Regions from separate parts of the Mus musculus genome. Here regions 1 and 3 are each linked to region 2. A link is a loop called in an ENCODE intact Hi-C map of the cell type or tissue named here. Cell type or tissue: heart. All regions are shown on one strand.

The links. Peaks named below come from ENCODE experiments on the same cell type or tissue, not always from the same donor. Only the 100,000 strongest peaks of a DNase experiment are listed, where the experiment ranks them.
Region 1: a loop joins it to region 2, with 3 times the contacts of the local background. A loop is called at or near these places in 12 of 42 quality-filtered maps.
Region 3: a loop joins it to region 2, with 5 times the contacts of the local background. A loop is called at or near these places in 4 of 42 quality-filtered maps.

What each region holds. Positions count from the first base shown.
Region 1 is chr10:93,272,108-93,274,607 of GRCm38, reverse strand. The region is part of intron 2 of Elk3 (ELK3, member of ETS oncogene family); the gene reads left to right. Among named protein-coding and RNA genes, the nearest start is that of Gm32551, 12 kb to the left of the region's middle. In heart, a CTCF peak has its summit at 1,053; DNase peaks (open chromatin) are centred at 787 and 2,337; H3K27ac peaks cover 542 bases.
Region 2 is chr10:93,159,388-93,161,887 of GRCm38, reverse strand. It overlaps Cdk17 (cyclin-dependent kinase 17), which reads right to left and starts at 1,012. Exons shown (of 17, transcript NM_146239.2): 1 at 688-1,012. In heart, CTCF peaks have their summits at 1,038 and 1,237; DNase peaks (open chromatin) are centred at 577, 697 and 1,277; H3K4me3 peaks cover 1,980 bases; H3K27ac peaks cover 2,049 bases.
Region 3 is chr10:93,470,437-93,472,936 of GRCm38, reverse strand. It overlaps Lta4h (leukotriene A4 hydrolase), which reads right to left. Exons shown (of 19, transcript NM_008517.2): 9 at 2,114-2,137; 10 at 1,571-1,641; 11 at 972-1,083; 12 at 1-38. Among named protein-coding and RNA genes, the nearest start is that of Hal, 17 kb to the left of the region's middle. In heart, a CTCF peak has its summit at 1,279 (motif pointing right); a DNase peak (open chromatin) is centred at 1,296.

The sequences.
Region 1 (2,500 bases), 110 kb before region 2:
CTCTACTGGTTCTGAACATCCTACCTTTTAGCTTCCTCATTAGCCCTGCCTACCTTGCCTCCTGGCTCCAGGCCACATCTGCTGCTGAACTCTGGCTGTACCTTGCCAGCCCCTGCTTGGTATCTGCCTTCCCTGCTCCAGGCCGGCTCCTGTCTCTGTCTCTGGTTACTACATCTACTTTACTGCCCACTTCCACCCCTCCCCCACATTTTTTTTTTTCTTAACACCACTATAGTTAGTCTCTGCAGTGCCTGCTGTGGTAGCTTCCTGTAACTGTAGAACTGTAGAATGTATGTATGAGGAGCTAGCAGTCATCCTCCTTAGCATAGGAGGAAATCTGTCACTATGAAAAGCCAGCACTGGAAAGGCCCGAAGAAACCACCTTGCCCCACTGGCTGCAGCTCTAACAAGCAAGGATCCCAAAAGGAGAGAGAGAGAACACTTTTATTCTTATTATTTTTCTTATTTCTTCTTCTTCTTCTTCTTCTTCTTCTTCTTCTTCTTCTTCTTCTTCTTCTTCTTCTTCTTCTTCTTCTTCTTCATCATCATCATCATCATCATTATTATTGCTCGGTGCTTGTCTTAGTGTGCCTTCAATGGCTGTAATAAAGCACCATGACCGAGAGCAACTTGAGGAGAAAAGGGTTTATTTCTGTCATGAAGGGAAGGCTGGGTAGTAACCAGGATGCAGGAGCTGATGCAGAGGCCATGCAGTAAGCTCTGCCTACTGGCTTGCTTCCTGTGACTTGCTCAGCCTGCTTTTCTCTACCACTCAGGACTTCCTGCCCATGGGTGGCACCGCCCACAGTGGGCTGGGCCCTCCCACATCAATCATTAATCAAGAGAATGCCCTCCAGATTTTCAATAGGCAATCGGATGGAGGCGTTTTCTCAATTAAGGTCCCTTTGTCCTAGATGACTCTAGCTTGTGTCAAATGGACAAAAAAATAAACCAGGACAGGGCCAGAGACTGAGCCCAAGGCTCTGTCTCCAATATGGAATGTCAAAAATCCATACAGCAAAGACAGGGTAGGAGTGTATTTCTGTCCACTTGGGGCGCTGATGTCCCCGTGATGACTCGCATCATTAGATCTGGCCACTCAAAATGGAGAACCATTGCAATTATTCCCCAACCCAGCCCAGAAAGGCTTATGCTGGCAGAACAGTCTTATGGTTCAATTTATTGAGGACAAACACTCTTGGAGGAATGTTTAAAGGAGCCAGGGTAAAATTAGAGCTGAACCCAGCAAGCGGCAGCTGCAAAGGGCAGGAGAGAAAGATGCCCTCAGCATCCAGCTCGAGTCTCCTAGGGAAGGGTGTCCTGCCAGACCAGCAAGAAGAGGAGTTCCTCGTTTGCAGCACCCTCTGGGTGGCACAGTGACCGCTCAGGCGAGTCTGAGGAGCCCTGCCGCTGCCAAGTGGCCGCATTTGGTGAGCTGGTTCACACTGCAGTTGACTAATGCCAGAAAACAAAGAAATCTTAACCCAAACCATGAGAAAACTTCGAGGCTGGCAGCTGGTGGGGCAGGTCAGCTCTTAGGAGCCAAACTTAGGGTGTGTTATTCTTAGAAGTTTGGGATGGTGTGTGTGTGTGTGTGTGTGTGTGTGTGTGTGTTCCAAACTTAAGATTGAGACAATGGGTGTTCCAGCTCTGCCTAGCCTGGTGCCTAGGACCAGCATCCAGCACTGAAGGCATGCTAGGCCTTCCTGAGGGCCACTGCTGAGCAGGGGCAACTTTAAGAAGCACCCCACTCACAAAGGCTGCTCTAACAGATAACCCCAGACTTGGTAGCTCAAAGTAACAGAATTTTAGTGTCCCCCAGGAAGCCAAAAATCCAAAGTGAGCTGTCTGCTGGGCCCCTGGATGGCTTCAAGGAAGATTACCACCACCTCCCATCCCCCAAGCCCTGGTAGCTCCCAGCAGTCCTTGGTGTTCCATAGCTGTATCCCTCATTCTCCACCTGTCTTTACATGTGTGTTTTTTCTTTCTTGAGTGGCCCTCTTGTCCTCTTATAGGACACTAGTCGTTTGTACTTTGCGCTTACCCTGAGTCTCAACATCCCTTGGCCAATTTCATCTGCAGAGATCTCATTTCCAAATAAGGTCACATTCTGAGTTTCTGAGGGGGCATGAGTTCTTGGGGGGGAATACCGTTCAACCACACTGTGGGAGTAGAGAAGGCTGTCTTGTTAAAAGTAGCTCAGGTGGGTGGGGTCAAGGAGCCTTTCAGAAGTGCTCCCTCCTTAGGGGCAAAGGTGACTCAACCTTGCCTGAACCATTTAGGGCTGACTCTATCCCTGTTAGAGCCCCTGAGAGCCCACAAGCCCCAGGCAGAGATGGGGCAGGGCCTACACTGCTCACACACAGTAACACTTGGGGGCTTACCGGACTCACTCTGGTTCTGTTTTTACAGAGCCTGGATACTTCCATAGGAAAGTTTCTCTTGGGGTTTGTGGGTAGTTTGCTGGCTAACGGACAGGGTGGGCATGCGTCCTGTGGGT
Region 2 (2,500 bases):
GGTGAAAAGTAGGGGAGAGAATGAGTGGGGAACCACAGGGGACGGCGAGGTGGCAGCGTGGGGGTGATGTGGGGAAGAAAACTGGGGCCACCCAGCTGAGATGGGGAGCAGAAGCAACCGGACAAAAACACCGAGAAAAGCAACTGCGGCTAAGACAACGGTGGAACACACACACACACAACCCCCTCTTCCCGGGTTCTCTGGGTTTCCCACAGTCCCTCCGCCTCCGGTTGGAGCGACACTCAGGGGTGTGACCCGCCAGCAAGAGGGCTGCCCGGAGCTTTGTGTCGACCCGCTCCCCCACGAGAGGGCTCCTCCCCCGCGGAGCTGCCCACCCACCCGCGCGCAGCCTCCCGCGTCTCCAAGGAGCCCGCAGCGCCGCGTCCTCGCCCACTCCCGCCGCCCCGCGCCCGCGCCTCCACCCCGGCCCCGGGGACCTTTGTGTCTCGGGGGGACTTTCCGCCTCTTCCCCTCCCGGCGCCCCACGGGGCCAGCAGCCTCCCCAGGAAGCCTCGATCGGCTGCGAACTCTCAGCGGCGGCGCATGGAGCCCCTCCCCCCAGGTCCCCCAACCAGCTCCGCACTCCCGCAGCCCACGCCGCGCGTGGACATGCGACCGACAAGATCCCCACTCGAGCCGCCCGCTGACAGGCGTCACGATCCCTGCCCAGCCCCGCTGCCAACTCACCAGCAAGTGCGGGGACCGCGGGCTCCGGACCGGCGGGCGCGCAGAGCGAGCGAGCGGATGCAGGTCCGGTGGTGGCGGACGCGCCGAGGCGCCTCAGGCTCAGGCCTCCCCCCACCCCCCAACCTCGCGCCTTCCGCTCCGCGAGGGCCGCCGGCCGCCTCACGCGTGGCAGAGCCCCCCGCTCAACATGGCTCCCGGGCCGCGGAGCCTCGCGGACGGCCCAGTACTCCCGGCCACCGAGCCGGGGCGGAGCGAGGCGGCGGGGCGCGGGCTGCCGGACTGCCGGGCGCTGGGTAGACCGCAGCCGCCGCTCTCGTTCGTCTGAGTGCGCGTTGCTTTCTCTCGCTCGGAGGCTGCGGCTTGACGCCTCCGCCTGTTCCCCGGAGCGAGCGAGAGCGGGGGTTAGAAAAAAAAAAAGAAAAGAAAAAAGGAAAAAAAAAAAAAAAAGACTTTTATTGAAACGATCCAACCAGCGGCGGCGGAGAAAAGCGACCGGCTGCGGGAGCTTCCCCACCCCCGCCTGCACGGCTCGCCTGGGGCAGCGCGACCCCTGCCGGCGGTGGCGGCGACGGCGGCATGCGGGGCGGAGCCTTGCCTGGGGGTGGGGCTTATGACTGGGGCGTGGTCTGGGCGGGGCTGGGGGGTATTCCCAGGAAACTTCAAGCGTGGCTTCAAACGCGGCTGGAGAGCAAGGGAGACCCTGTCCGTGGACAGAACGCTGAACAGTGTCTGACCATCGCGATTGGTGAGGAACCGATCGCCACAAATCAGCCCCTCACTGTCCCCTCGCAACAATAAAACTCTGCTTGAAGTATTCCAGGCGCTACTGTACACAGGATGCCTGCCTCAGTACAGTGCTTCAGATGACCCACAAAGAAATACCTCGGTCGATTGCTGCAATTTTCTTCTGTTCTGTGACTGGATATGCGTGGCCAGTGCAGTAATCACCCACGCACAAAGCTTTGATTTCAACCACAGTGTTTTTAAATGTTATTACACTGTTGGCTCTAGGCTGGGGGGGGAGGGTGGAGGGGGGAACTAAAATGGTTACAATAAAACTGTGTTGTGAAAGAGTCAATGCTAAGTTATAGGACCCAGAAAGAGATACTGTTGCAGTGAGTTAGATTCTGTTGCTTGAAGGAGGCAGGCCAAAGAGGTTGGCCCAGTTTCTGTAAATCTTTTTACTTTCTTCTTCCCCAGTTAGGAACAACTGAATGTGTAGACAAACTAAAGTGATCCTGGCCCATTTCTTTCCACAAGTAGGGATAGAAGCTTAAAGTAAAAGCAGACTTAAGTGGCAGAGGAAAATACTGAGAGAACTGAAAGAAGACAGTAGGGTCCGGATGTGGACACCCTAACCAAGAAAAGGTTAACGGTATAAAAGGCCAGTAGGGTGAAGGTTGGGGTTTTTTGTTGTTGTTGTTGTTATGTTTTGTTTTTCTGTTCTTATCACCAGGAAGTGCACGATATATTTTAAATCTCATTATCTACTAAGGACTTCTGAATCGTATCTTTTCTGATTGATGCGCCTTTCCTTGAAGATACTTCCTGCCCTTCTGTCTAGAACTTTGTCGGACACAGCTGGATGTGTTTTCTACAGCTCATAAGGTTCATATATATCAACCGGAGTTCTCCTGTGTCTCCAAAATTACCAGAACTATAGGTTAACAATAATTATCCTCTACAAAGACTTCAACACTTGTTTACCCTATAAAAATGTCCATATTTATACTTCCCTTCAAGAATGAGTGTGTACTTTTGAACAGCAGTTAATGATTTTTTTAATATATGTCTAATTCAGGCAATTTTATAA
Region 3 (2,500 bases), 310 kb before region 2:
AGCTTGGTGAAGGGGTGGGACTCCCCAAATGTTTTTATCTGCAACCCAATAAAGTGAGATGAGTACCCTCATAGGAAGAGGACTGTTACTGCGCCAGCAAGCTGTTGGGGAGGCTCTGTTTCACTCAGGCTTCTAAACCTTCAACGTACAGACTGGAAACAGTATGCTGCTATCACTCCTGGAGTCTAACTACATGTATGTCTCAGATATTCCTTGCTAATAACAGGCTTTACTTTGACAAAAGAACTAGAAAGATGATTTAATGTCTGAGCGACACATTTAGAGTTGGGGAGAGTGTGTTTAAAAATTCACAAGTAGGGGTTGGAGAGATGGCTCGGCGGTTAAGAGCACTGACTGCTCTTCCAAAGGTCCTGAGTTCAAATCCCAGCAACCACATGGTGACTCACAACCATCTGTATTGAGATCTGACACCCTTTTCAGATGCGTATGAAGACAGCTACAGTGTACTTAGATATAAGTAATAAATAAATCTGCCTGGCAGTGGTGGTGCAGAGAAACCCTGTCTCCAAAAAAAACAAAATAAATAAATACATTTTTGAAAAAAAAAAATCACAAGTATTAGGGCCAGGCAGTGGTGGTGCACACCTTCAACTGTAGCACTCGGGAGGCAGAGGCAAGCAGGCAGAGATCTCAGTGAGTTCAAGGCCTGCCTGGTCTACAGAGTGAGTTCCAAGATAGCTAGGGCTGTTACACAGATCACTCTGTCTCAAACAAACAAACAAACAAACAAATCACAAGTATTCACATAAATTTCTATGCAATAGTCATCTATGTTAGCAGTAAAGAACGTATGTGTTTCTTGGCTCCCAGTTTAGAACAGGGCTATGCATGGCACCTGCTACATCCTCTACACCTATGACTACCCTGTTGTTAAAAAGATAGTTTATTAACCCAGTTTGGTAATGACTATGCAAGGCTGGGTGACTCTTGTAGAAGCCCACCCTACTTACCGTATTCTGTAGCTCTCCCCATCCTCCCAAAGCATGGAAATGTCTGAACTTTTCCCCAAACAACCGTCCACAAATGTGGCGCTCTAAGTAGACAGTATGTCCTTCGTTTAACCTGAAAGGGAACAAAACAAAAAAAAACAACAACAAAATGGGTACTGTCCCAGCAGATAGAACACAGCATCTTAGCCAAGCGGATCTTTTCTTTTGTGTCTTCCCCCGGGAGGAGAGCCCTTATAGATAGCATGGCCTCTACATCCCAGCCCATGCTGCCTAGAGAGGCCCAGGCAGTCAACTAAGACGATAGCAAGCCCAGACCAGCAGGTGGCAGCAGAGAAAAGGAAGCGGCAATCTTGCTATTGCCAAGTCTGTGTTAAAATGCGGCAATGTCAGAGAGTTAGCGGCAGGAATAAACTGCACACCTAGACTGTATGGACCTCTGTGACAGGTGCGGCAGGGTCTTTTGAAACTCCGTGGATCATAGAGACCGTAGGGGAGAGAAACAAGAAGTACAGAGGAGACAGCGGTGGCGGTGGGTGGAAAGCAGAAGGATCAACAAGAGCAACCAATAAAACAAAAGAAAACAAAACAACCCATCATACCAAAAGTGATCCCACGTCTTGTTAGTCACTAGGTTTCCTGTCCAGCTATGAGATATTTCATGTGCAATAACCTGAGAGGACAGTGTTAAGGGATTAGTGGTCACACCGGATACCTCATCCTGAAGCAAGTCCTTATTTAAATACTTCAATGTCACATGACTTGATGTTTTTAAAAACGTATTAAAAAATTACTTACTTCGGGAGGAAAATGCAATTTAACCAAGACCAAAAAGGTATAGAACATGCTAATGGATTAGAAACAACTACCACAAAGAAAAAAAAAAAAAAGACATGGAAAGTATTAAATTCAATGAGCATGTAAGCCGATTAAAATGTTTCATACACAGGAAATAACAATACTTGTTTCTGTGATTATGTATCATATATATTTGGCTAAATTTTTCTTTACTCTACTAAACCTAATTGCTGAAGTAGCAAGAGGATAACCCCAGTTTTCTTTTACAATAATAACTTCTAAACAACACAGTGGGTATTTTAACAACTTCTTGAGTGTTAAGATTGTAAGAAGAAATTTTTACTTACGTTGGAGAGTGACTTGTCACCTGCCTACAAAAAAGAAAACATCTTAGAATTTCCATCATCAGATCGATCGACAGGCTGCAGCTGACGACATCTCAGACCTGGCCTGAAGGGTCACTGTATGTCTACTCTGTATGTCAACAGGTTCAACACACAGGCATTAGGAAGCAAACACTGCCTTCTTTCCTTCCCTAATCACAGAAACCTCTTTAACATCAATAGGACTAATAGGCCTAACCCCAGAGAGAGCTCTTTACTTCCATTTCATGTATCTACCCCTCTTTCCTTCTTACTGTGTGTGTGTGTGTGTGTGTGTGTGTATGCGCACGCACGCGCGTGTGTGTATGTGTGTGTATGTAGCTGTGTATGTGCATGTGTATGTGTGTGTGT